Regions from separate parts of the Homo sapiens genome. Here region 2 is linked to region 1. A link is an interaction called in ENCODE POLR2A ChIA-PET data of the cell type or tissue named here. Cell type or tissue: A673. All regions are shown on one strand. Links, peaks and the distances in the headings refer to the core of each region. The heading gives the core; the rest is flanking DNA.

Region 1 (15,189 bases), core at 4,881-8,880:
CTCTTGTTCAAATACTATACTGAAATAAAAAGAGTCAAAGAAGTTTTGCTGTATGTAAATTAGTCTATACTTCTTTCCTTCAAATTCTATTCAACATGTCCAGCTACTTGATACATAGAAATTTTATAATAATATTCTCTACTTTTACTTACCACATTGTGGTAAAAAGTAAGTGGCATGTTTCAACTAATCCAGCCAGTATTGCTTTTATTTCCTCAAGCTAAGAGGGGTAAACAGAAATGGTTACCATGGAAAGTCATAAATACCACTGACTGCTATTTCCTCATTTGCTACTCTATCATGTATTAGGAGAATAAACCAAACTCTCCTTCTAAAAGTCGAGTTGCAGGCATGTGTAGGGCATTACATCCAGAGCTTCTGCAGTTCATTAGATTGCCCAGCTATAGCAGAAGTAGGGATGATAATAACAGTGGACACATATTGAGCATTTACCCAATGCCTGGTATTGCACTAGCAACATGCTATGGTTTGAATGTGCCCCACAAAGTTCATGTGTTGGAAACTTAATCCCCAAAGCAAGTGTTGAGAGGTGAAACCATTAAGAGGTGATTAGGCACAGTCCTCATGAATGAGTTAATGCTGTTATTGTGAGAGTGAGTTAGTTATCATGGGCGTGGGTTCCTAATAAAATAATAACTTTGTCTCTGTTCCCCCTTTATCTCTTGCCTTTCCATCTTCTACCACGGTATGACACAGCAAGATGGCACCTTACAAGATGCCAGCCCCTTGGACTTCCCAGTCTCCAAAACTGTGAGAAATAAATCTTCATTCTTAATAAATTACCCAGTCTCAGGTATTCTGTTATAGCAACACAAAACGGACTAAGACAATACATTATCTCATTTCATCCTCACACCAGGCCTATCAGTTAGGCCTGATATTTCTTCTTATTATTACACTTTTACAGAGGAAGAAGCTGATACTTAGAGATGTTAAGTTTTTAAAGTTCACTCAGCTAGTAGGTGGCAGAAGAGAGGTCCCAATCCAAGGCTTTTTTTTTTTTTTTTTAAACCGTGGTAATGATTTTATAGTATTTTTGTGCTGGAAATAGATAACTGAATGAAACAAAACTGAATAATTACTTACAGTAAAGGTCAGCTTTTTCTTACAATTTGTGTAGCTTTATTTCCTAAAAATTGGCATTTTTTTCCTATCTTTAGAGGAGTGATTCTTCTGGCTCGCTGCTCAAGGCTGCATTCTTAATTCCTAATAGTGACATACATCTCTGAACCTGGGAGGTGGAGGTTGCAGTGAGCCAAGATCATGCCACTACACTCCAGCCTGGGCAACAGAGTGAGACACCATCTCAAAAAAAAAAAAAAAAATTATATTGAAATTAACTGTGGACTCCTTGCACCCAGCTAAGAGCTTGGGACACAGTAGATACTTAATAGATTTTTGTTGAAATGAATTAATTTTGAACTAAACTTTAGTAACTAATCCCATTAAGTGAAAACCAGCATGGCACCAAGCCGACCTGCACTGAGGTGCCAGTGAACTCAATTATACGTGATATGTAAACACATCTAGGAATCAACGTTTTGATCTAGAGTATGAAGAAATCCAAGACTATAGGTAGACATAAATTATTTGAAGAAGTCCAGGTTATATCTAAATATAAATCTATACAGTAAGTCACAATTATCTAAACTTTTCCCACTTACCATCAGTTTTCTCCTCTTCCTTTTTTTTCTTTGCAGAATGAGCCGCATAATTGCTTCAATTTGCCACTTCCCTCTGACAGATGTAGTTATATGTATATATGTAATACATACACACATACATACATATGAGTTGAAGTCAATTAAGATAACAACTGACAAGAAATTAAATATTTAAAGATGTTGTTGATTATGTAGTTATCACAAATGTCTATTTAGCATCCCATATTGGAAAGAAAACCCCACCATGATTATCTCATGTTGGCAGTCTTCCCCCACCCCCCAAACTACAACTGCTACATAGTTACTTAGAGCCTTAATTCACAGTTGTTTATTTCCTGCTTTCACATCCAAAGTTGGGGAAAACAGACCATGGTGAATTTCAAATTTCAGAGCTAATAGCATACTTCTAGTATGGTAGGTATTTATTTAACTTTAATATGAGAAGTTAGGCATCTGTTTTTCTTTCAGCTGATGACACAGTTCATTTTCTCCTCAATAATAAAGAAATTTCAAAATGCATGAAAGCCCACTTTTTGCTTCATTTCCTGTAAATAACTTTACACTTACTTCAAAGCTGACCTTTCACTTAGATCAAAATCCCTGTTACTAAGACCTTGCAGAGAAGAGAACTGAATCAATAGGATGAACATTAAAATAATTGTATCTTGCTTTATTTACTGTACCCTGAACATCTTTGAGGGGTTATAATTTCTGGGGATGCCCTGAGCACTTTGAGTGAAGTATCTGCCAAAAATCACATCTGACTAGTGCCTTGTTATTTTTTTCCACTGTTGTTTTTTAAAAAATGCCATCAGGGAAGCTTAACTACAACAATTCTCTTTCAGTGTCGTCAATTTTCCATGAGTTCAGGCAGGCCACCAAACAGATCTCAAATACACAGAAAACTGTAAGTGGAAACCGGGTTAAAAGGGAAGGAAATGTTGCATGCACTTAATATCATAGAAATCAAGTATAAAGAACAGACTGCTAAATTGTAGAGTGAAATCAGGTTAACCATATTGACTGGAAACCGAATTCAAATTACCTTGCACTTGGTTCTGGGGAGAAATGAGGAGGCTTTAAAAATAGACACCACTGTTTTTGGCCTTTGTTTAAAATAGTGATTCCCAAGACTAAATTTCTCTTACTGTCTCTTACACGCCTGGATCAAAAGAAGCAAATCTGACTAGTTTAGAAAAATCTTTAGGGAAAACCCAATTCCTTTGTCTCTTCAACAAAGACTTTGAATAAGAGTTTAAGTTTGCTTTAGCCTGTGCATTTTAAGAACTGGACAACACATGTACTGGGAGCCAGAAAGAGTTTCCTCACATGATCTAAGCTTTGGAATTCCTTTGTTTCTTGCCTTTCAGATGGAAAAAGAATAACAAGTATGGTATTGTCCACAAACTCATTGACCATTCAGTCTCCATTTTAATATACTACACATACACTGTGTGAGTGTGTCTGAAAGACGGTGGGCAGGGGAGACAGAAGAAACTGTGGGTGTTTATGGTTAATATTAATCACTTGGATAATGAATATTATTATTAGAAAATTAGAATTTTATAATTGCATTAAACCTGAAAATTATTAAATATATTGATCTTTAATACTTGGTTCCTAAGACTGTTATTTTTTAACAATCTTTTTTATGTGCTAATTATATGAAAGGGTAGTCTCTTTCAGTGAAATAATTCCCCCTTTCCATCCTTTTCCCCACAATATTCCTGTATCCATCAAGAACAATGTCTTTATAACTGGTAGGCTTTTTGGCCTCTGTCATTCCTATTTTGAACCAAATGATTAAAAAATGACTGTGGTAAATGTTAGCTAACTTGGCGTTATTAGGGCCAAAAGAAGTCCTTCACATATTTAGGCTAATAAGAACACAGGATTCCGGTTTTTTGTATACCTCAAGATCCTCCTTTTGTAATCAAAGATTTGAACACCCAAAAATGGTGACATGAAGCAAGGTGGAATGCCAAAAAATGAAGAAAAATATACTTTCCTGTCGTCCATGCTGATACCTGTGTTTGTTGGCTGAATCCCTGAAAGCTATTCCTTTGTCTCCCTCTTCAAGTACTGATTTCCAGACAGCCACCTGACCGCCACCTGAGCTCATATTACTGCCCCTTGCCTAGGAGATCTTTGTATAGCTCCTAACTCTGAAGCTTTGTGGCCAAAGGAAGTTATTTATGCCATCTGTAAAAGAGGGAGCAAAATGGCTGCCTCTTATATTGTGTTCCACAAGGGTGCTCAGGAAATTTATGAAAAATCTATTCCAGTGACTGCTGAGATATGAATGTTGAACTCCTAATGGCTGCTAATGGGCGATCTTATTGCACTCTTCCTGTTTTCCTTACCCCCAAGTGGTCAGCCAGCATTCAGAGAGGGTAAGAAAGATGGGGGGGTTGGTGAATAATGATTGCCGGGTAAACCACCAGGGACTGGGTTTGATAATGCATCCTCACTTGGAAATGCCTGAGCAGGAAGCACCTCCGAGACATAGTCCAGGAAGGCCCCAAAAAGCTTTCCAGGTAGAGATCGGTGAGTTTCTATGATCCCCAGAACCTGGGAATCCTCCTGACAACTTTGTATTGTCCTAGGGTGCTTGATTTATCTGGCTGAGTCCCTTACTTTTATATAGACCAGTTTTCTAAAACTTGAGGGCAGATGCTTGTCTTCTACCATAAAATGCTGGTAAGAAAGAGATTTCACAACCCATTCTAAAATTTAATTTTTCTTTAGTCTTCCAAAAATATGAAAAGTCACTAGTTATACTTTCTCATGTAGTAAATTCCAGAACTCCCTTGTCATTTGATACTTACAATACCTTACAAGGAAGATATGCCAGAACCATGTGGTAATAAAACCTTTTTCCATATATATATTGGTAATGTTCCACAAACCAAATCAGCTTTCCTAATACAACTTTGTACAGCGATCAGATACATTAGGCCTATCACTCACCACTGAAAAAAGACAGTGGTGGCTCACACCTGTAATCCCAGCACTGTGGGAGGCCGAGGCGGGCAGATCACGAGGTCAGGAGATCGAGACCATCCTGGCTAACACAGTGTAACCCTGTCTCTACTAAAAATACAAAAAATTAGCCGGGCGTGGTGGCGGGCGCCTGTAGCCCCAGCTACTGGGGAGGCTGAGGCAGGAGAATGGCGTGAACCTGGGAGGCAGAGCTTGCACTGAGCTGAGATCCCACCACTGCACTCCAGCCTGGGCGACAGAGCGAGACTCTGTCTTAAAAAAAAAAAAAAGACAGTGGTATCCAACAATTATCATATCAAATACTTGATATATAACAGTTCCTTTTTTTTTTTTGATATATTTAAGAGAGAATAAGAAATCCCCAACCATGTTAAATTCTTTACCAAGAATCACAATAATTTTTTGATCCCTAGAGAAAGGTGATTTGACAGCAGGAAATCTGACCTCTGGGGCTACCTCTCCCCTTTACCTACTCATAATCATTTTGGTCAGCAACAACTGTTGTTTTTCAGTGTTTTTCATAAAGACAGTGCAGAAGCTCAGGGCAATACCAGATGATGGCAAAGACCAAAATAATACAAAATACTCAAGCAAAGGCAAACATTAAGGGCCTTTGAAATTTCCGTCTCTGTTGCCTATTCCCACTCTTTCCACCCACATCTACTCTCCGTGATGCAATGAAGGCCTGGGTATGTGGGTAGTAATGACTGCATAATTCTATCTTTAAAAAAATCTATTGAATTAAGGAAGCTGCAGAAAATGAGGAAAACTTATTGAAAACCATCAGAACGAAAAGTTCTCAAACCCAAGTAAATTGCTGCTGAGGCTTATCATTGATGATGTTTCACTTTCTTTATGTGGTTAATTGCTTCCTGCCTCCATAGATGATTTTATCCATCTTTATCAGCTTTTGTTTTGTTATTAGTGCCCAGGCATTGGCATGGTTCATCTGGTACTCCATTAGACTTGTGGCAAGCACAAAAGCCAGGACTAAAGGAAGAAAATTAATTGCTTACCCTGCTAATATCAATTCATTTTCACCTTCTTGCTTTGGCCTGACTTCACCATACTGTTGACAAGTTATATTTTTCTTGTTAGTTCTTTGATCCTCAAAAGCTAAAAATCAGCCCAGATAGATGAGAAAGAAAAGACAGCATTAAAACCACTGTTATTGCCTCTGGTGAGGTATGTAGTTTTGGGCTAAGGCACAGCCCTTCTGCCCAACATGAACAGGCTGAGATGAATCTAAGCCAATTTTGATGAATGGCCAGCAGAAGACAAGATCTTGGAGTTTCTTTGAGCAAACCATAAGAAGCTACTCTCTAAATTTTGCTGACTTTATACCAGAGCTCTTACATGCAGAGGCACTTCTCAGCTCCAGTTGATATAGCCTGGAGCAGTGCTGCCAGAGGTAGCAGTGTTGCCCCTAGACGTCACTCTCTCCATCGTTCAGTAGTTCCCAAAGGACCTTCCACCACTCCAGATCTACATGACAGATACCTCCAGAGTCTAGAACTTGAGGGTCAGGCGGCTCTTCCTCCCTCTAGAGCCCACCAGTCTGGATTAGGGTAAGCCTATGGGCTAAGGAGGTCAAATACACTTGACTGGCTCCATTTATTCCATCACGGGCCATGCTAGGAGCTGTCATTTTAGGGACACACAGGAACATCACTGTCTCTGTCTTTCAAATGGCTTTATTTGCTGCTTTTGACTCAGGACTAGGTTGGCCAGATGTAATAAGTAAACATATAGGATGCCTAGTTAAATTTGAATTTCAGACAAACAAGTCATTTCTTAGCATAAGTATGTCTCATGTAATATTTGGCCTGTCTTTACCATACTGTTGACCATATCTTTATTGTTAGTTATCCAATACTCAAAGGCTTAAGATAAGCCTAGGTATATGGGGGAAGAAGGATGACATGACATCCTTCTGGTGAGGTGCTTACTTTTAGGCTGGAGTGCAGCACATTTTTAGTACAAATATGTCCCATGCAACATTTGAGACATACTGGAAAACAAAACAAAACATTATTTGCTGTTTACCAGATATTTAATTTTAATTAAGTATCTTGTATTTTAATATTTAAATTTAATTAAATATCTTGTATTTTACCTGGAAACCCTACCAGGACCCTTGACATCTCCCCTGAAATACAAAGGAGCAAAAGATTCCCTATGCACAGATAGTTCTTTATCTTTATACTACGTAAGAGGCCCCAGCTAGAGCCCCAGTTGTGCTTACCCTGAGAACAGGGCATATTTAGGTCTGTCAGATGGAGAAGAGAAATCCCACCAGGGTCCATTTAAATGAGGAACCAAAGAGTATCGCAAGAAAAAACTCATCCTCAGGGATGAGAGCCAAGGTAAATGAGTTTGAGGCACTATCATAGAAAAAGGGGTGATTCTGAGCACAGAAGACCTCCTCCCTCCGATTGCCTTCCTTCTCCACACATAAGGACCAGGCCTTAGCAATGGGGGTGGTGATACAAAGACACAGGGCATAAAACAAACAAAATAATGTAGCTTTGGAATCAGGAGTTTCTGTATCAGCAGGGGAGCACCGTCAGCTTGAAGCTAGGACCGCCTCCATGTCCACATCGATGGGCACTGGCAGCAGAGCTGGCACTGTGGCCAACATTACCAACAGGGCTGTCTCTGCAGGTGCTAGCGGGACGCATCACCACAGCAATCTGAGGCAGGATGAGAGAAAACTAGCCAAGGCGTTGGGGCGATCAAAAAAGCTAGCCTGAGAAGATATTCATTTAATTAACATTTACCAACGTATAGCATGCAGTCTGTTATGTGTAGCTAACAGTACAATGAAAAGATATGATCCCTAATGTCATGGTGCTCACAATCTAGTGCAGGAAAGCAACAAGACCAGAGACAATCACAATATTGTATGGATAGAGCTATAATAATTTGCAAGCACATATGAGGGGCACCTAACCCCTCTTCAGTTTGGTAGAGTAGGTTTTCTGAAGAAATGACTTCTATGTTGAAACCCAAAGGACCAGTAAGAATAATTCAGGAGGAAGAGTCCATATGAGGTGCCCCTAGAAAATTTCTCATCTATTTGGGAGAAATCTGAAGGGGCTAGAGTTCCCATCTGAATGATGGAAGAATTAGGGAAATCTTGATTTGTGAATGTTACTCTGACTCTCTTTTTCCCTGTTAAACTGGTATGACTGGAAAAATACCCACCACTTGCTAAGGGCTTATTCTGAGAGTTAACATTGAGAAAATACCATGGTAAGCGTAAATGACATGGAGATCTAAGATCTCATAACCCTCAGGTTCCAGTACGATGTTATTGCAGATTCTCTGCAGCACCTCACCAGTTTGCTGACATTACATAGGCAAACAGTATTCTTTGCCCTATATTTTGCACTTTGAAAGTCCTTTTATACTAAAGAAAGTATTGCCAATGCCAAAGAACGAAATTATCCTTCCTTCCCATTGTCAGATCCAGGAAGGGATCTCATTTACAAAAGCAACCTAAATGCAGCATTGATGAGGTTATTGCTTCTCCTCTTGACGTATCTCTCCATCAGGTTTTGCAAAACTGATTTCTCTTCCTCTGGTCAGAGCAGCCTCAAAATAATAGGTTTCAGAATAAGAAAACAACTATTTTTTTGTTTAATCTTAATAATAGGGTATTTCAGGTTTGTCTAATGAAAACCAGAAGCTGATGATCTAACACAATCAAATACTAGCTTTTGTGCAAAAAGAAATAGTAAAATAACGTAGGACCTTGTCTAAATAAGACTTACAACTGATGCCAGCTAAATGGGAAAAAATAGCAATAACCTTTTAAAACATTAATTTAGACTTTTATTGGAATACAAAGGATCTCTAGTGTCTGAAAGCAGGCATTGTCTCTCTTTTTTATTTCAACAGAACTGTGGCTTGAATACAACACAGCAGGGTGTGTGTTTTCTAAAGTTGGGTCATTATCAGAGTGTTCACTGCCGTTTGCCAATAAGCCTTTATTTGGCAAAGTTTAAAACTGCTGACAAATGGGATTCTTCCTGTAGCAGTATAACATGGTACAGCTTAAATATGCCTAATTACAAAAGTCCTCCAAGGGCAGTCAAGAAATCTATGCTTTTGAGAAGATTCAGATGGACAGTCCTCAAATATTAATAGGAAACAGGAAAATCTTTGAGCCCTCGGTCATGTCGCTCTTGCTCCTATTATTATGGATTTTAAGTTGCAGGGGCCTGTGAGATTATTCAAAACAATGTCTAGTTTTATCCGAAGCTGCAGGGATTTCCGATTTCCATAAATTTCTCTGGAGACATTTAAGAGGCGGTTTTTTACTTCTGCACACTTTGGTCCGTGGGTTTCTGTGGGTGTGTGTCTGTAACTTTCCTTCCCTGTTCTAATTTGTCCCTGTTCAGAGACAAATAAATTGGAAGATTATTATCCAAAACTCCAAACAACATTAATTCCTTGCACATATTTTGTGCTTTTAGACTCCAAGAATGATAATAGACAATCTCTTTAGAATGTGGAAGGGGGACCAATGTCAAACCATTTAATCACAATCTCCACCTCCAGGAGCCCCTCTGAAAGAACAGAAGCCTTACTTGAACTGGATTTCATGGGAAAATCTGTGCCGCGAACCTTGCTCTCTAATTATAGCTGGGGGAACGTGAGGTTTGTTTGGAATCAGATGTAGCTTTCCACTACCATAATTACACATTTTATTTCAAACACCTCACTGCAGTGTTTGAAGATGTTAGCACAATTGCACTAAGTATCATCCTGGAGTTCTTGCTTGGGAGGTCTGGTAGAGAATGAAGGAACAGGACAGCAATTGAAATGATGAGTTTATAGGAGTCTAATAATTTCATGGCTGGAAGTATGACATAAAGAAATGAGCTTGGGCTTTTTATTCAGAGCTGGGAGTTCTCGTCTCAATTCTGCAGCCTAACTGATAAGACCTTTTACTAACCAGGTAAAACAATTAGCAACTGGGATCACATTGCTGGGAAGATGCTGAGTAACATTAATTAGAGTCTCAAAGGACTTTAAACAAATACGTACATCTAGAGAAGAATTTTTATAATGTAGTTAAGAATGCTTATTGAGAAAGAAACTCAGTGTCTATAATCCATTGCTGACTAGCATGCTTAGCTATGGTTAAATCTTCCAGTAAGCCAAGAATGAGGGGAGAAGAGGGAGGCAGGTTGGGACGAATAGAGTAAGTGGTAGAAGTGGGTTCTGTTCAACCATATGTAGAGGAATTAATCAGCTCTTTTTCATGGATTTAGGGCCCTCAATCCCTATATAATTCCTCAGATATTTGTGCTACCTGCCCCCTTCCCCTCCATGTAGCTGACCTTAGAAGATTAGAAGAGAGAGACCACTGGGCTTATTATCTGATGAATGGCTCTGTTTTTACTGTGAAATTATAGGAAGTGGTTTAAATTGAGAATAATAGAAACAGTAACAAATAATAAGAATACTTGCTATCCTGTGTTAGATCATCTGGCAGGCTATCTGATGAGAGATAGGGTTTCATCTCGGGAAGTTTTAGAAAAGAGGCCAGATATATACCAAGTACTACTCTAGGTATTTCACAGACATTTTGTTTCACTCTTATACAAATCCCGTGGAAGAGAAATGACTTTCCTCATTTTAGATTCTAGGGAGTGACAGGGGACAAGTCAAAGGTAATTTGGAGTGAAGGCTGCCCTGATCAACTTCCAATGCATTGGATTATTTTCATTTCATCATTTTCTCAGTGCTATGGAATCTTTGTGATCCATTAATAATATTAATAATAATCCCTACATTTGTATGGCATTTAATACTAATGGTTTTCAAGGAAGTTTCACATGCATTACCTCACTGGACTCTCAAAAACAAGTCTGTGGGTTGGGCAAACAGGAATTATTACCTTCATTTTAAAAATAGTGAAACTGAAGCTCAGAGAGGTGGCATGCTTTATTTAGGGCTAAGACCAGAGTCCAGCTTCTGTTAGAACTAAGCCTTGCTTCCTGTTTTCCCTTTGGAGACCTTGAGGAAGACCATGAGCCGCCAAATAGCTACCATGATATTGCTAAACCCTGTACCAACTCGTGGACAGTAGTCTCATTAAACGCTCAAGATCCTTGGATGGAGACCAAGAACTCTCTATCTCTGCAAAAATCTCTACAGAAACATTTTTCTCTTTACTCTGCCTCCTCATTTAAATGCTAAAATATTTACAGTGAGTGATAAGTCAGATAACATCATGCTGCCTTGTGAATTTTTAGGGAAAAGATGAAGAGCACATGATAAGGCTGGGAATTTTCAACTGCCTGGCACAGTGGAAGAAATATTTGTCTAGGTGTTAAGACGTGTGGGTTCTGGTCCTGTCTCTTTCACTTATTAGCTGTGTAACCTGTTACTTGTTGTGTTAAAATAAATCCTCTAACAGTTTCCTAAGTTATTAAAGGGACTGTCCTGATAAAATCATGATGTGTGAGGGCTTTTAAAAATTGTATACTTGTTCGGGCGTGGTGGCTCATGCTTGTAATCCCAGTACTTTGGGAGGCCAAGGCAGGCGGATCACCTGAGGTCAGGAGTTCGAGACCAGCCTGGCCAACATGGCGAAACCCCGTCTCTACTAAAAATACAAAAAATTAGCCGGGCATGGTGGTGGGTGCCTGTAATCCCAGCTACTAGGGAGGCTGAGGCAGGAGAATTGCTTGAACCTGGGAGGCGGAGGTTGCAGTGAACCAAGATCATGCCACCTCACTCCAGCCTGGGTGACAGAGCAAGACTCCGTCTCAAAAAAAAAAATTGTATACTTACACGTGTGTGTGCCACACACAAACATTGTGACATGCAGTATGATCACATAAAATATGGATGATTTTCAATCTACTCCTATAACCACAAAGTGAGGGAAAAGGTTTATATATCCATATCATTGTGGTAGCATGGTATCTTACATAAGAGCACCCTCAGGATATAATTTTTATAATATTATTGGTAGCAGGAGCTTAACTATTTGAAGGAAACCAGATAGGTTTCTTATAAGGAATTCCATCTCTTGGGATCCTTGAGCAGGCCATGAGATCTGGTAGGTTTTGACAAGAGAAAATGAGAAACCATGCTCAGGGCCAGTCTGGCTATATGTACTCACTACTTGCTCATAGTTGAAATGATTTTTAAGAATTGTATACAATATTGCTATTAGCAGTGAATCGGGGAGGCAGGACAGGGGACAAACCATGGGACTCAGAGTCAGAAAGGGCTGAGTCCAAATCTAAGATATATCACCTGCCAGCTGTTATGAGTCTGTTGTCTAACATTTTTGACCTTCAGCATCTTCAACTGTGTGAGCTGATCACACCATATCATAGTTTACTTTGAGGATTAGATGAAATCTCTGTGTAAAGGACCTCAAATACTTGCCATGAGATAGGTACTCAGTAAATGGCAGCATCAGGGTTTTCTACACTCCTCATCCTACAACATGGACTCTGAATACAGCAGTGAGGCAGGATTGTGTCATCCAAACTTGAGGATTCCTCATCTATTGACAGTTGTTCATTTGGGTTTGTAAGAGAGAAGTAGTTTGATGTTGAAAATGCTGTTGGTTACTTATTTTTGTTGAGATTCTTTAAAAGTGAAAAGAGGCAGTTGACAGCCTTTTTTAATGCAGAAGCTCTGAGAAAAATGGTGCCAGACCAACCTGTTTTGGCACACTCTTTGCTGAAAATGAAAGGCCATGTGATCTCCTGGGGATCATGAGACTTGAGTTCAACCTTTCAGCTACCCCAGAGTGAGATCATGTTCTATCCTTCATTTATTAAGAAACCATTTATAGAATACCCACTTATGAGTTAGTGTCAAACTCATTGTAGTGTACTTAGTATCTGGCTCATTGTAGGTGCAAGAAAATTTGTAATAAGTAATTATATGCATGACTGAAGAAATAATACTATATATGCTATACAGCTAAACTTTTTTCCTCAATACTTCCTTTTCTATAAGATGAGTGATGTGGACTATAATCTCCCAGCTACCCACAAATCCCCAAGTTTTAACTTATATATTTACATGGCTTTAGATACAATCTAGGTCCCTACATGACTGTAATATGGATACATAAAAGTTTATAGCATAACCCTTATTTTTATACTTCCTGCACTTATCATTTTTTTCATCCTTTATCCTTGAATTCATAACAGTCTTAGGAAATGATTCATGAATGCATTAAACCCTCCCTTAATCAGATACATGAAAAATTATAGTGTTAGTTTATATTTTTTTAAATCGTAGATCTGATTTATGGCTTTTATAGTTCAAGTCAGAAACTTTTGGATTCGACTCTTCCATGAGCAAAGGCTATGTGCTTTAAGTAGAAAAAGTTTCTTTACCTTTTCCACGTAGGTGAAGAAACAAAGACAATTTAACTAAAACTTTCCTTTTTTCTTTCTCTCCATTGATTTCTGGCTAAAACCCTTCTTGGGCAAATTTTGCACCAAAGTAAACTGGTTATAAGGAAAGGAAAATGAATTTAGAGATGATGTAGTTTTTTACACTCCAGTATGATTTCCGAATCTATCACATGCACATTGTAGGGGTATTGTTCGGAGCAAAGTATGCACTTGGGGTACCCCTGTGTTGTGTCTTAAAAGGGGGATTGTTTTTGCCACAGGACATAGAAAAGAATGGTCTGATGCATGCTAGTCACATCACCTGCCACTCTGAAAGAACAGTCAGGGGCTTTAGGCATAATGAAAATGAGGAGTAAAATGCTGGGTGTTTATCTCCAGCATTCCAGATAGAAATATATCTCTGTCCAATGAGAAGCATCTCCTTTAACAAGACTGTGGTGCATTCATCTCTCCTGCGTATACACGACGAGCACACCTCATCTGTCACGTCGGGACATGTTAAAAGGAACCCTCTTCCCCTGCTCCTTTCTACTCTGAATAAGTAATTATGAAAAACAAATCATTGCCATGTCTCTTTCTTTCTTCATTTTTATTGGGTTTTGTCTGCCTGTCTCCCGTGGACATAAAGAATTGTTCTGTTCATTCAGATTCAATGATTTTCTTTGGGGGGTTGTTTCAGATAAAACAGAAGGTCTGATTTTGTCAGGCATGCAGCTCTGAAAGTCTCTTAGAGCAACTATACATATGAATTTGAGGGCAAAATGTCACCCTCTAAGTGAACTGAATGGAGAAAACACAATAGAAGTCTGTTAAAATGCTGCTTTGGGTAACATGAAAAAAAAAAAAGCCTAGGTGTGGTCATTCTTTCTGGAGGCCTGGTAGGTGCCTGTCTACACTATGATTTGCAGGGTGCCTACCCGCCTGAAGCTGAACATTATTTTATTTAATGCATTGCTTTCCCTGAAATGTTGGGGATCAATATGAAGTGGGGAAATGTCCTTCTGGCCTGAAAAGTCTGAAAATTCTGAAAAATACACACACACACACACACACACACACACACACACACACACACACACACATAAGCACGCACACTACCTGATAGGAGAAGGCAGGAAGAAGTAGTGTGTGTGTATGAGAAAGACAGACAGCACATGTGTGAGCTGATTAGATGATCTCATAAAGTGGTTTGGAAACCAAAGGACAGAGGAGTTGAGACAAAGCTTTAAGTCCATCTACATTTTGACGAATGGATTCTGCCCAGGCAGGAAGCTAGAAAGGCGTAAAACAGGCCCAGTTAGCATGGATGTGAAATTGATTTCTGAATCCTGACCTCACATATAGCCCTATTGCTTAAGGCGGCATCTTAAACCTCGTCACTTTAGGATCTCCCTCTTAAAGGTTCCAGTAGCCCTCTGTGACGAACATTGCCTTCCACTGTGACATGCAACCCAGTCATGTGCCTCATCCACGGTATCACAGAAGCTCTTCAAAATTGAAAAGTAGGCCAGGTGTGGTGGCTCACACCTGTAATCTCAGAACTTTGGGAGGCCGAGGTGGGCAGATCACAAGGTCAGGAGTTTGAGACCAGCCTGGCCAACATGGTGAAACCCTGTCTCTACTAAAAATACAAAAAGAAAGTTAGCTGGGCATGGTAGCATACGCCTGTAATCTCAGCTACTCAGGAGGCTAAGGCAGGAGAATTGCTTGAACTCAGGAGGTGGAGGCTGCGGTGAGCTGAGATCACGTCACTGCACTCCAGCCTGGGTGACAGAGTGAGACTCCGTCACAAAAAAAAAAAAAAAATGAGAAGTTAAGTTTTCAGCCAGGCGCAGTGGCTCATGCCTGTAATCCCAGCACTTTGGGAGGCCGAGGCAGATGGATCATTTGAGGTCAGGAGTTCAAGACCAGCCTGGCCCACATGGTGAATCCCCATCTCTACTAAAAATACAAGAATTAGCCGGGCATGGTGGCATGTGCCTGTAGTCCCAGCTACTCAGGAGGCTGAAGCAGGAGAATTGCTTTTGAACCCAGTAGGCGGAGGTTGCAGTAAGCTGAGATCACGCCACTGCACTCCAGCCCAGGCGACAGAGTGA
Region 2 (15,189 bases), core at 6,005-10,004, 130 kb after region 1:
ACGGAGGGTCCACAAATTAAGCATTACAAATTGTACTAACTACTGTATTGAAGTAGGAGTCATGACCCCAAACCACTTCTTAAAATGCTCCTGAAATGAAAACGTTGAAAGGAGTACAAATCATTGCTTCAAATACTCTAAAAACTAGTTACCACACAGCATATCTTATTTCGGCATAGGGTACTTATTTAGTTTTGCAAGAACACATTTAATACCCTAGATATGCCTTTCTTCAGCTATAAGCCCACTACATCCTGTGAGGAGAAGAGTTTGAAGAGCAAGACCTTCTGGCTTTCAAAAGTTAGCAGACGGTCAGGAATTACCAATACTGAGGCTGTTAACATTAACCTAAAGAAATCAAGGCATTTCAAATTGTTACATAACTAAACCATGTTATTTATTCTTTGTACACAAATACATAGTGTCAGCTGACTTTCATTAGGAATGTGGTAGAGACAGCTAGAGGACAAGCTACAGAAGAGGCCCAAGCAATTGCCAGTACAAGCAGGCACGATGCAAAGCATTTCTGCCTGTGAAAATGGACAGAAAAGTGGCTGGCTTTAGCGCGGGGAGGACGAGGGGAGAGTTGGCAGAGGCAGAAAATGTGATGGAAAAACAACAGAGTTATTTTCCCCATGAATTACTCTTGCAGGTTGTGTAAACTTTCAAGTGAATAACTAGAATATGGCTTATGATGTAACTGAACAGTACAGAAGTCTGCACAGAGAAAGTCCTGTTCAAAAGAGAAGGAACACAACCACTGGTGAAAGACAGCTCAGCAGAAATGATATGGAAGAGGGGAAGGGAAGTGCTGGGTAGAGGAAGGCATGGTCCCAGGTTAGGACTCCACCCCCACGGACCTAGGTGAGGACAGGCATTTTTGTTTTCCTGCCCAAATGCTACATTTCCCAAGACCACCCAGGCCCCCATCCTGTGCCTATAAAAACCCGAGACCCTAGCAAGGCAGAGACAGAAGCAGCTGGACGTGGAGAGGAGCACATTGGCAGAGGAACACACAAGCGGCTAGACGTTGAGTGGAACTCACCAGCAGGCACCAGCAGGCCACTGACGGGCAAAACAACACAGAGTTTGGCTGGGGCAGTTGGAGGAGCGCTCGGCCCCCAAGCGGCCCAACTTATGGGGAAAATCATCTCCCTTATGGCTCCCCCATCTGCTGAGAGCTTCTTCCACTCAATAAAACCTTGCACTCATTCTCCAAGCCCACGTGTGATCTGATTCTTCCACTACACCAAAGCAAGCACCCCAGGATACAGAAAGCCCTCTGTCTTTGCCACAAGGTAGAGGGTGTAATTAAGCTAGTTAACACAAGCTGCCTTTGGATGGCTACACTAAAAGAGCACCCTGTAACACATGCCTACTGGGGCTTCAAAAGCTGTAAACATTCACCCCTAGACACTGCCCTGGTGTTGGAGCCCCACAGCCTGCCCGTATGTATGCTCCCTTAGAGGCCTGAGCAGCAGGGCACTGAAGAAACGAGCCACTTCCCCATCGTACACCCTGCGAGGGGGACAAAGGAACTTTTCCCATTTCACCTCCTCTGTCAGTACCAAGCTGGTCTGTATGAGGACGGCAGTCTTTGAAAAACAACATATTGGCCAGGCGTGGTGGCTCACACCTGTAATCCCAGCACTTCGGGAGGTCGAGGTGGACAGATCACGAGGTCAGGAGATTGAGACCATCCTGGCTAACACGGTAAAACCCCATCTCTACTAAAAATACAAAAAAATTAGCTGGGCGTGGTGGTGGGCACCTGTAGTCCCAGCTACTCGGGAGGCTGAGGCAGGAGAATGACATGAACCCAGGAGGCGGAGCTTGCAGTGAGCCGAGATGGCACCACTGCACTCCACCCTGGGCAACAGAGTGAGACTCCGTCTCAAAAAAAAAAAAAGAAAAACAACATATTGGTGCGATTCTGAGCTTCACTGACAAAGTGAAATTGACTACCTCTCTAACTGATTAACTATATCTCAATTTCAAATACTGACCACAAAGGTAGAATCTAATTATGAACTGACATATTAAGACCTAGGTGCTTAAATGGTAGGATGTACTTATTCTAGGCTTCCTGTGCTATGACAGGCTTTTACTCTTATGTGGTTAGGTATGTTTCCAGGGACATGCCTCGGTGAATATCACACATGGAAATGTGGTTAATAATGAGCCCCTTCTGTGATGGAATTATTATTCAAGGTATATAAATTTAGAAATACGTGAGGCTTAATAAAACATAACGTTATTGAGAAGTAAATCTCCCATTGAGCAAATCATACATTATTTCACATAATAGGTCCACAGATATTTTTAAGAGAGTGAATGAAAGGCCATGTAGCCTGCTGAGGAACAGTATGTCCCTAATGTATAGTTTTATATATGTGTAAAACCTAGGAGAAAATAAAGCAGATTTCCTTGCAGAGGTAGCAAAATTGTCAGCTACTTGGACTTTCAGGGAAAATACACAGTATTTGAAGAAAACAATAGTGGAGTCAGTGCCAAGCTGATGAGTAAAGTACAGAAACACATTATAATGGAGATGAGCTGGTTTAAATAAGCCCTAAGACAATCAAAAAATTATGTCTCCACTAAACAAAATTTCTATCCCACATATTAAGACTGTGACACAAATAGACAAAAGAGAGGAAATACATGATTATAGATGCTTAATTCGGCCAACACAAACACAGCATATCCATTTCAACACTGTGTGGAATTATTCAGCTTCTAGCTAGGGGAAAAAAGAAAAAAAGCATCAGGAAAAACAAAAACAAAAACAAAATCAAAATCCTTTCCTACAGTTCCCTCAAGGCAACCAGAAAGTGAAACTTAATTAAACAAGTGAAATGTAATTACCTAATGCTTACCGCACATGGTGCTGATTTTCACTTCACATTCTAGGTTCATTATTAACGGGCTGGTGCTGCCCAGAGGTAGGAATAAAAATTCTATGTAGGGGTAACCATTGGCAGGGAGCAAGAGAAGGAAAGTGCTACCTGTTCTGACCTCCCTACAGGGGCTCAATTCCTCCAGTCACTAGTTTCAGCTAGTCACACTTCAGGCTGAGACTGTGAGTAGAGTCTAATTATGGGAGGGCTGTCCCTCAAGCATGGTGGGAGGTAACCCCACTCTCTGGAGGAAGCTGAATCTGAATCTGGGGTTTTTTACACCTCTCAGGACCTCACTGTGATTGCTCACTCAGCCCACTTGCTATTTTCATGCACTGTTTAGAACAACTCAGCAGTTTCTTTTATAGGAAGAGGCATTTGACATAAGGCACCTGTTGAAACAATTTGAAATGTGATTTCATCATGACTCTGGAAACATGGAGATGGCTTTCTTTTGTTGACAGGTACATACATTCAGAACCAGAAGGATGCCATCTCTGCTCTCTATGATTTCATTTTATTATGAAGTTTGATGCTATAATGGTATTTGGATATCTTTATTTAACTTTGTATTTCCCTTTCTACCATAGCATCTTTAAGCATACATCTTAAAAAGTAGGCTGGGTGCACTGACTCATACCTGTAATCCCAGCACTTTGGAAGGCTGAGGAGGGAGAGTCACTTGAGTCCAGGAGTTCGAGAGCAGCCTGGGCAACATAGCAAGACCCTGGTCTTGACAAAAAATAAAATAAAAATTTCAAAATTAGCCAGGTATGGTGGTGTACTCCTGTAGTCCTAGCTACTCCAGAGGCTGAAGTGAGAGGATGGCTTGAGCCCAGGAGTTTGAGGTTACAGTGAGTTATGATCACACCACTCCAGCCTGGTGAGAGAGGGAGACCCTGTCTCAAAGCAAAAAAGTAAGTAAATATTTTTCCTACCTATGTGGCTTCCAAGGAACAAACATTTGAAAAATCAAAAACCCTACTTACAAGGAAAATTGGTATATGATATGGTTTGGCTGTGTCCCCACCCAAATTGCATCTTGAATTGTAGTTCCCCTAATTCCTATCTGTCATGGGAGGGACCCAGTGGGAGGTAATTGAATCATAGGGGTGAGTCTTTCCCATGCTGTTCTCGTGATAGTTAATAAGTCTCACGAGATCTGATGGTTTTATAAAGGGGAGTTCCCCTGCACACGATCTGTTGTCTGCCGCCATGTAAGATGTGACTTTGCTCCTCATTTGCCTTCTGCCATAACTGTAAGGCCTCCCTCACTATGCAGAACTGTGAGTCAATTAAAACTCTTTCCTTTATAAATTACCCAGTCTTAAGTATGTCTTTATTGGCAGCAAGAGAAGAGATTAATACAGTATATACATCAAGCAAACACTAAATTGCTCGAATAAATGCATATTTGGATTAGAATAAATCTCTAAAACTGAGAAACATACTCAGAAAGTTATGAAACAATATAATGTTGGCATCATAATCCACTTCATTCATATACCATGGAAATGACTTGGTTATTTTTATTGGAACTGCTAGAGGGAATCAAATATGCACAGACTTTTGAGAAATTTCAAGTTGCCTGTTATTGAAGATGATTAAGACGGATGACTTCATGGTGGGCATACTGCATCAGGTAAGGGATTGAACTAGGTTTCCTCTTAGCTCTTTTCCAAAGTGTCTATGGTTCTGTGAATCTGGTGAGATTTCTATGGTAGAAAGTCACATGAATCATCATTGTAGGTTTATGCTTCAGCTCTCCATTCAGCCTAAATAGCTATTGTATGTTATGTTCCTGAGAAGGTATTAACATGGTTGTTACTGAAGGGACCAAGGCTATTTCCTTCTGTTTCCTTCCACTCACTTTGGCATGTCCTAGTAAGTATATATATAATCCATTAAAAACCTCTTTTTGCTTTATTTTTTGAGGTACATTCTTTTTATTTTGGGGGGAAATGTCTTGCTCTGTTGCCCAGCCCAGAGTGCAGTGGCACAATCTCAGCTCACCGCAACCTCTGCCTCCTGGGTTCAAGTGATTCTATGCCTCAGCCTCCTGAGTAGCTGGGATTACAGGTCCATGCCACTATACTCAGCTAAGTTTTGTATTTTTTATAGAGATGGGGTTTCACCATGTTGGCCAGGCTGACCTCAAACTCCTGACGTCAAGCGATCTACATGCCTTGGCCTCCCAAAGTGTTGGGTTTACAGGTGTGAGCCTCCATGCCCAGCCTTGAGGTGCATTCTTCATTTGGCTTCCAGGTTGTTCTCCTTCCTCACTTACCACTCCTTCTAGTACCCTCTGGGAGTTTCTATCCCCTTGACCTCTAAACGTTGGGAGCCCCAGAGCTCAGAAACCTCTCGTTAAACCTCATGGCTTTAAATATTTAAATTAGCATAGCACTGATGACTGACAAATGTATGTCTTTAACCCAGACATCTCCCCTGAACTCCAGTCATATACACAAATGATATCTCCTTAGATGGCTAAGACTTGACATCCAAAACTGAGCTCTTGATCTTTTCCTCAAAACTCAATCCTCCCCAGTTTTCTTATCCTTAGTAAAGAGCAACCCCATCCTTGTAGCTGCTCCAGTAAAAAGACTTGGCATCTAGGTTGATTACTCTTTTTTTAAACCTTACATCCTATCCACTAAAATTGCTGGAGTCTCTACCAGATATCCAGTATCCAACAAATACCACTTCTGACACTAGCAGTCTGTTCTGAGATACCACCATTTCTTTTCTTTGAGATGGAGTCTTGCTCTGTCACCCAGGCTGGAGTGTAGTGGTGCGATCTTGGCTCACTGCAACCTTTGCCTCCCGGGTTCAAGCAATTGTCCTGACTCAGCCTCCCGAATAGCTGGGATTACAGACGGGTGCCACCACACCTGGTTATTTTTTTGTATTTTTAGTAGATATGGGGTTTCACCATGTTGGTCAGGCTGGTCTCGAACTCCTGACCTCGTGATCCGCCTGTCTTGGCCTCCAAAAGTGCTGGGATTACAGGCATGAGCCACCATGTCCAGCCACCATTTCTTATTAATACAATAGCTTCCTATATAATCTCCTTAAAATTTCCCTCCTCCTGTCTTTTTAAAAACACAACAGCGAGAATGATCCATTGAATACCTAAGTCAGATTATGCCACTTCTCTGCTTAAAACCCTCCAGTACCTTCCTGTAATGGTTAACATTAACTGTTAATTTGACTGGATTGAAAGATGCAAAAGTATTGTTCCTGGGTGTCTGTGAGGGTGTTGCCAAAGGAGATTAACATTTGAGTCAGTGGATCGGGAAAGGCAGACCCACCCTCAATGTGGGTAGGTACCATCTAATCAGCTGCCAGTGTGGCTAGAGTAAAGCAGGCAGAAGACGTTGGAAAGAGCAGACTTGCTGAGTCTTCTGGCCTCCATCTTTCTCCTGTGCTGGATGCTTCCTGCCCTCGAACATCAGACTCCAAATTCTTTAGCTTCTCGACTCTTGGACTTACACCAGTGGTTTGCCAGAGGCTCTCACACCTTTGGCCACAGACTGAAGTCTTCACTGTTGGCTTCCTTACCTTTGAGGTTCGGGACTTGGACTGGCTTCCTTGCTCCTCAGCTTGTAGGCAACCTATTTGTGGGACTTCATCTTGTGATCCTGTGAGTCAATTCTCCTAATAAACTCCCCTTCAGGTATACATATATCCTATTAGTTCTGTCCCTTTAGAGAACCCTGACTAACACAGATTTTGGTACCAGGAGTGGGAACCAGTTAAGACTTTGGGTGACTGTTGGAAGGGTGTGATTGTGTTTTGAAGTGTGAGGACATGAGATTTGGGAGGGGCCAGGACTGGAATGATATAGTTTGGCTTGGCCCCACCCAAATCTCATCTTGAATTGTAGTTCCCATAATCCTCACTTGTCATAGGAGGGACCCAGTGGGAAGTAATTGAATCATGGGAGCAGTTACCTCCATGCTGTTCTCATGATAGTGAGCAAGTTCTCATGAGATCTGGTGGTTTTATAAGGGGCTTTTCCCCCACTTTGCTCTGCACTTCTCCTTGCTGCCACCATGTGAAGAAAGATGTGTTTGCTTCCCCTCCCACCATGATTGTAAGTTCCCTGAGGCCTCCTCAGCCCTGCTCAACTGTGAGTCAAATAAACCTCTTTATAAATTACCCAGCCTCAGGTATGTCTTTATTAGCAGCATGAAAACAGACTAATACACTTCCCATCTAATTCAGAACAAAAGCTGAAATCTTTTCAGTGGTCTACAAGGCCGTATGCAACCTGCCTCCAAGACCGCATTACTTCTTTGATATCAATTCCCATTTCTCTCTCCTTCGCTTACTGCTCTGACCATATGGGCCACCTTGTTATTCCTAGAGCATTCCAGGGATACTCCTGTCTCAGAATGTTTGCACTTTTTCTTCAGCCTGCCTAAGAATGCTCTTTCCCCTGATGTCTGCTTGGTACTATCCTACACCTCCTTCAGGTCCTTGCTCAAATGCCACCTTCTCAGTGAGGCTTCTATAACCTTCCTATTTAAAACTGACTCCTTTCTCTGACTTATTTTATACCACAACACGTGCCACCATCCAACATCCTATGCATTGTACTTGTGTTGTGTTGTGTTTTCTCTGCTAGAATGTAAGCCCCATGAGAACAGGAATTTTTGTTTGCTCAACATGTGCCTACTACAGTGCCTGGCATATAGTAGGACTCAATAAATATTTGAGTAGATAACATTTAAATATGCTTAAATTTCAATTGTTACATATATTGAAACCTCTTGGTTTACACGCCTCTTCCAGGTTAAGGGCTTCTGTGATCTCACAAGAGGCATCCACCTTATCAGGGTCAAATTTTTCAGACATTTTTCACATAAATGGTCAACTGCCTGAACCTAAAAAGTTTTTAGAAAACAGGACATATTATGAGTGGGAAACAAACAAACAAAAACCAACATATATTTAAATACCTTCCAAGAAAATCTCAGAAGCAGCCCACCAGATTTAGATACTATATACTTGGCTATGTTGTTTTGCAAAGGCTGGAAACATAAGGAAGTTCTGGAAGTCAGCAAACACCAGTATTTGGCCTTAAAATGATTTAACACACACAAAAATGGCACTGTGCCTTTGGAGACCTGGAATGCAGCATTACAGGTTTTCTCCAAAACAGTTTCATTTACTTAACATTACTCTGACCCTTTAACTTCTAACTTGCTGTACAATTAAGCTATTTAAGCCTTCGACTTAGTGCTCTTTGTGCTACAATCTGGGTCTAAAGTGAAGCAAAAACCACCCTACACCTTTCTGTTTTACTTAAGGTTATTCTGTCCCATGAAGAGGTTTACATATGCAAATTTTAGCACCACATCTGTTTAGCACGCAGTTGTAAGGCTGAGACTATTTCTATTTTACTTTTTCATTCCATAAACATTTATTCAGCCCCTACTATATGTGTTTCAGGCACAGAGAATCAGAATTTTTTTTTCTTGCCTGTTTCAATGCAAAAAGTTCCTACGTAATGCTGATCACATTAAAGTTTGTTACCATGGAAACAAGAGGACAGTCACAATCAGAACTGGCATCAAGTTGCATTGAAAGTAAGGTACTGCTTCTGACAGCAATTGAAAACAATCTGAATTCTGTACTGTTTATAAATCAAGGCAATAATCTTGTCTGTCTTGCACAGCCTTTCTTATTTCCCCATAAAAGTTGTAAATGACTTTTGGAAAAAAAGTTTATCTCTTGAAACGTATTTTTTTTTAAAGTTCAAATTAGATTAAAAGGAACACAATTTACTGGGCTTCACCAATATTTGACCTGGGAAAAATTAGGCTACCCCAAAATAGTAATTTCATGCAAATGAAGTAATTTACTGTCATATGTTTAAACAAATGGTTGTTAATTTTGGAACTTTTTTTCTTCTTTTGTAGCTTTCATCCTTATCCTTGTTTATCTTATTCATATTTTTTCTTTCTATTGCAAGTTATTCTCCATAGTGCTAAAAAGAAAAAAGAAAGCAAACATCATCGGAAATATGAATAAGGGACCTAAGTTAGAGTCCAGTTTAGTCTATGTAGTAGTTATGTGACTTAGGGCAAGCTATTTTATGACTGTGGGACTCAGTTTTCTCATCTGCAAAATGGGGGTGATACTCCCTAAATTATTGAGATTTAAATAAGACAATTTGTAGGATGCCTGGTATATAACAAGTAAGGAGATAGCCAGCCTCCATATCAAATTTGTGATATAAGGCAAGATGCTTGCCTTTCCCAGGCCTTCATTTTTCATATATCAAATGGAGATTTAAAACTTTTCATTTACTAAACTCTTTGGATTGTTGCAGGGGTCAAATCCTTATTTTTACATTTTTACAACATGTAATTCCCATTCATTATAAGATAGTATCATCCTGTTATCCTGTCTCCTTTCTTAGTTGCAGTCTCTCTTGGTATTTTCATTTATTCCTAGTTCTTTTTCTTGTTTCTTTTTCTTTTTCCTTTTCCTTTTTTTTTTTTTTTTTTTTTTTTAGAAGGAGTCTCGCTCTGTAGCTCAGGCTGGAGTGCAGCGGCGCCATCTTGGCTCACTGCAAGCTCCGCCTCGCGGGTTCACGCCATTTTCCTGCGTGAGCCTTTCTGCTAGCTGGGACCACAGGAGCCCGCTACCACGCCCTGCTAATTTTTTTGTATTTTTAGTAGAGACGGGGTTTCACGTGTTAGCCAGGATGGTCTCGATCTCCTGACCTTGTGATCGGCCCACCTCGGCCTTCCAAAGTACTGGGAATACAGGCGTGAGCCACCGCACCTGGCCCCTACTTTTATAAAGGATTTCTCATCTTTTTCTTTATAGACATCTTTACACGTCTCTTTCTCTCTACTATAGCTTTCCTGTTGTTGTATTTTTGTTTCTCTGTTAACTATAAAGTTTTAGAGTATTTCTTTTATTTGTCCTTATTCCTTATGAATTATGTAGTTATTTCTATTATGAAAACTTTAAAAACCAGAAATATTAAATTAGGTATTAATTAATGTTTAATTATAGGTTTAGTTAAACCTATTAATTAATTAAACTATTACTAATGAAAAGGCTAGCAATGTGGAATTGCATTGGAAAAATAAAACATAAGTTGAAACAGATGCTGCTCATGAGCTATATAGCTCATATGTCTAACTCTTTTATATCTGGATTAGATGTTTAATTTGGAAAAAAATGCATTCTTTTTGTAAATATTCAAATATTGCTAAAAGGTCTAAGAAGAAAATAAATATCACCTGAATCTAATACCCTAGAGATCACTACTGTAAATAGTTTGATGAACTTGTCATGAATCTCAATGTATATATGTGCATATTAGATATGTATAATTTCACATAAATGGGCTCATTTATACATATTTTAAAGTCTACTTATTCACTTAATTTATTGTTGCACTAATTCCATGTTAATGTATATGTATTGTATCTCAATTTTAATGGCTGCATAATATTCCATTGTATAGATGTATCATAATATATTTAATAAATTCCCTATGGGTGGACATTTAGGTTACTTGCCCCTTTCTGCTATAATAAAAATGCTGCAGAGAATAACCTTTGTGCCCAGATCCCTTTAGAATAATGGCTAAAAATATAATTAATGAATGAGTTCTTAAACATATCCTAACTTTTGCATTTTCTTCTTTATCCAAACACTAAGGAATTTTTTTTTTTTTTTTTTTTTTTTTTGAGACAGAGTCTCGCTCTGTCACCCAGGCTGGAGTGCAGTGGCGTGATCTCTGCTCACTGCAAGCTCTGCCTCCTGAGTTCACACCATTCTTCTGCCTCAGCCTCCCGAGTAGCTGGGACTATAGGCACCCGCCACTACGCCTAGCTAATTTTTGTATTTTTAGTAGAGATGGCCGTGTTAGCCAGGATGGTCTTGGTCTCCTGACCTCGTGATCCACCCGCCTTGACCTCCCAAAGTGCTGGGATTACAGGCATGAGCCACCACACCCGGCCAGAATTTTTCTTTCTTTTTGTACAACTCAGACCATGTGACAACTTAAAGTGAAATTCAACATCAGTGCTGTTGTAGGTAAAACTGCCTGAAGCAGGACACTTGAGAAGTGTAGAAAGCTTTGTTTTTCCATTAATTTTCCCTAAGTTAAACATTCCTACCATAGAAATAATAGCACATATAAAAATATTTCCTTATCCTACAAATCAATAAAAATAAAGACTCTTCAGCTGGTCTCTATGTCTGTTTTAACTTACCTACCTAATTATATCTATTATAATTAGCCATATCATCAATGTCGTTAGCTCTTCACTATGGGTAAGAGCTAAATATTTTAACCCATAGAAGGTCCTACTTCCAAGCTCCAGGAACTTACATTCCTTCATCAAGAGGGTTTTAGAACGACTGGAAAATGTCTAGCATGGTGAGTAGGCTAAGTAAGAATGTTCTAGCCAGGAAGATAGCAGGGAAATCAGTTTTCCCTCACATGCTTGTGCCTGAGGGGATTTTGCTATCTCATGTCCATGAAAACAGGTACAGAATCTATAATTCTCAAGAAAGGAAAAAGGTAAAATAATATCAAAGCAGCTACCGGTTTCCTGGTCCATTCTCTACTTCTAGAGAAAGCAGTAACTGACAGAATAATATAATGTCAGAGACTTTTGTTTCCTTTTTCTCCTTCAAATGGATCCACTTTACTGAGAGGAAGGCTATGCACATTCACTCTTGCTGACTGATAACTCTGAACTGTGCTGTTACACCCTTGCCATCTCTCTCTCTTGGAAAAGATGGTTTTCTGCCTATAGAGAGGACAGGAAGAACAATTTCTTATCCTTGTCAGTGCCCAACACATTTTAAACTTAATCCTAAAATCTAAAACAGCAAAGTCACAGAGGACCGCATTTAAGGAAAGAAAAGTCCTTGTCTGTCTTTGAACAGAGCACCCTCAAAAGCTGAGAGTGACACCTTAGGGTCATGCCAGCCTGTACCGACAACCATAGTTCCAAGGCCAAGTTTAGGCCAAAGAAGATTTTATAATTGAGGCAGAGCATAAGAACTAGCTTTTTGGATCCACGTAGTTAAATGGATCCACACATTGAAATGGCAATGTCTGTGCCTTTAAAACACCAATCAGGTCGAAGTGGCTTGCGAAAAGGCTACTAAAAAACAGAAGAGGAAAAAAATGTGGTTAGCTCCCCATTTTCATAATTATTTCTCCCATTTCCTCCTCTCCATAGCTTCTCAGACCCAAAAAAAAAAAAAAAAAAAAAGCTTTTAATCCTTGCTCTGTGCAGTTATAGTGGAAACCTAAAGGAAACCTAAATCTGGATAGTACTATGATAAATATTGTAAGATTTATGCACTCATCCCACTGATATTTATCAAGTGTTTAGCTCATACGTGCAAGGTACTATCTAAAGCCGAGTGCGGCAGGCCTCTGTACACAGAGCAGGATTCATGCTCTGTAAAAACTCACAGCATGAAAGATAAGCTCAGATATTTATGATACAAGGCAATATATTTAAAGTGTCAGTTCAGTGCCATACTCAGTATAAAAAAGAGAGGAGTCACCCACGGAATGTGTTGAGAAAAGGCATGTAGAGGATACACCATTTTTACCAGGCCAGGAACTATAGCAAACTTAGGACTTCTGTATCTCGATTTTTTTTTCTTTTATTGATACATAATATTTTACATCTTTATGAGATGCATGAGTGTTTGTTACACGCACAGAATGAGAGATGATCAAGTCAGGGTATTTGGGGTATCTGTCACCTCGAGTATTTACCATTTGTATCTGTGGGTATCACTTCATGTCTTCTCTTCCATTACTTTGAAATATACAAAATATTGTTGCTAAGTACAATCACTGTATTCTACTATCAAATATTAGAACTTACTGTCCAGGCGCGGTGGCTCACGCCTGTAATCCCAGCTCTTTGGGAGGGCCGAGGCAGGTGGATCACCTGAGATCAGGAGTTTGAGACCAGCCTGGCCAACATGGTGAAACACCGTCTCTGCTAAAAATACAAAAATTAGCAGGGCGTGGTAGCAAGCGCCTGTAATCCCAGCTATCTGGGAGGCTGAGGCAGGAGAATCGCTTGTGGTTGCAGTGAGCCGAGATCATGCCACTGCACTCCAGCCTGGGCAACAGACACTCTGCCTCAAAAAAAAAAAAAAAAAAAAATTAGAACTTTCTAAAATAATTTAAAATGGAATAAAAGATATCTTAGAAGAATTAAATCCTGAAGTACTAATTTAGTATCCTGAAAAAGTTAATAAGGTAAACAAAATAAATGGCCTGGCACATAGTAGGTGCTCTAGAACTGCTAAAACCCTTCTGTGGGAACTTTTTTTTTTTTTTTTCCATTCTCCAGGGCAGTGATTCTCAAGCTAGATACACAACAGAATCATCTGGAGGACTTGTTAAAACAGAATGCTAAGCCCCATCCCCAGTCTCCAATTCTGTGGATCTGGGGCAGAGTCCAGTAATTTGCATGTGTGATGCCGCTGCTGCTGCTGTTCTTGGAAGCACACCTTGAGAACCACTGCCTGGGGAACAGCTTAGCTGCTATGAGAATCTGATTCTGTGTTCATATTCCGTATCACAGATAGCTCTTGGCTTTTCAATTGTGGTTTCTTTTTTTAATGTCTTACTAAGGGGGAAAAAAAGGAACGCCACTTTATATAAACCTGACCTTTTGGTAAGCCTGGGTAGTAACTTCCCATGTGGAGTAAATTAATCTCTTTCATGCATGCCTCGTGCTCTGGAAAAAGTAAAACAGATTGTGTTAGACATTTACCAAGTACTTTTTCTGTTGGTGGTCACTGCCCTAAGCCTATCAGAACTGGTTTCTACCCTTAAGAAGCTTACAATGTAGTAAGGCGGACATCCCAACAAACCAGACATTGGAGTTCATTGTGTGAGGTGCTATGATGGATTATAAGACATTATGATTGACTGAGTATTATGAAGGGGTGAAGCAAACTCAAGCTGGCAAATTAGGGAGGAGGTAGATCACACAGGCTTTCCTAATGGGATTACTTATGACTCATTGAGTAGTGAAAGATGAATAGGACTTTACTAAACAGAAACTGGAAGGGCTTTCTGGGCTAAGGGAACAGCACAGAAGCATCAAATACACTTTACCTTTCTAGGGCTGCCAGTAGTTTAATTCAGCAATACCACATCACAAAGGTCTTTGTGTGCTTTGCTAATGAGTTTGAACTTTATCATAAAAGCATTTTACAAAGATCACACTGGCAGCTGCATTTTGGAAGGGATTTGCCTAGAGGTAGGATAACTGCGGGGGGTATGTCTATAGCAATAAAAGTGAGAAAATATGAGATCTGAAGGAGCTAACATTGTGGCAGTGGCAGTGGGTATAAAGGAGAAGGGAGGACTAGAAGAGATATTTAAGATGCAAACAATGTAGGAACTGGGTGATTATAGAACTGAAAAGTGAGTGAGAGGGAGGAATCCATGAGAACTCACATATTTCTGGTTAGGATAAAAGACTGATTGACTGACATGAAGACTACAAGAGAAAAAAACAGACTTGGAGTTGAAACTTCAGTTTAGGACACTGAAACTGAATGATGTGTCATTCAAGTGGAAAGGCCATTAGGCAGTTAGATATGTAGGCTTAGAGCACAGGAGAAAGGTCTTAAAACCCTGGGCTTATGGGACGTTACCACGGAGACTGCACAGAGTGAGAAGATCCATTTTAAAGCTGATGATGAATAATATTTTCGTTATAAGGAGAGAAGCAATGTTAGGGGTGTCTTCCCATTGCTGGAGTGGGTCATTTGCAGTATGCAGTGCATAAACTCACAGGCTGTCCTTATGATGACCTTTTGTTCATTCTTACATTCAGTATACAGATGAACAAAGGAAGTATTTTATGTCTTGTAAATTACAAGGGACTATGCAGTATGTAAGGGAAGATACAGGAGAGTAAGGGAAGGAGAAAGAGGGTGACTAACAAGCTTCTCAGAGATTAGCCAAGAACTATGGCATTGAATCTAGGTCTCTCCTGTCCTCAATTTGACACTCTCCACTCCCCTGACATGTTTTGTATTAAAATATATTTTTCTTTTTATGAACATGTCATACCTATGGCTCACCTGTGTCCTTGCTAACCTACAGGTTTGGACAATCTGGAATTGGCAGCATGCATGACTGTGGAGCTTTAAAGCCACCCTCCTGAGAGAAGAGCAGCTGACTCATGTACCTCACCATGCAGATGAGGGTGTGTTATAACCCACAGTGTGTCTGTGTCCCTGGATGAACTGA

What was found. Peaks named below come from ENCODE experiments on the same cell type or tissue, not always from the same donor. Only the 100,000 strongest peaks of a DNase experiment are listed, where the experiment ranks them.
Region 2: POLR2A ChIA-PET joins it to region 1 with 8 read pairs; 5 of 35 experiments call an interaction of 5 or more read pairs at or near these places.

The regions. Positions count from the first base shown.
Region 1 is chr11:96,134,534-96,149,722 of GRCh38, forward strand. All of the region lies in intron 1 of MAML2 (mastermind like transcriptional coactivator 2), which reads right to left. Among named protein-coding and RNA genes, the nearest start is that of MIR1260B, 200 kb to the right of the region's middle. RefSeq lists an enhancer at 15,054-15,189. In A673, for the core only: no CTCF peak of the experiment used is centred there; a DNase peak (open chromatin) is centred at 8,808; H3K4me3 peaks cover 1,110 bases; H3K27ac peaks cover 1,098 bases.
Region 2 is chr11:96,264,675-96,279,863 of GRCh38, forward strand. The region is part of intron 1 of MAML2 (mastermind like transcriptional coactivator 2); the gene reads right to left. Among named protein-coding and RNA genes, the nearest start is that of MIR1260B, 69 kb to the right of the region's middle. RefSeq lists an enhancer at 15,048-15,107. In A673, for the core only: no CTCF peak of the experiment used is centred there; a DNase peak (open chromatin) is centred at 8,457; H3K27ac peaks cover 509 bases.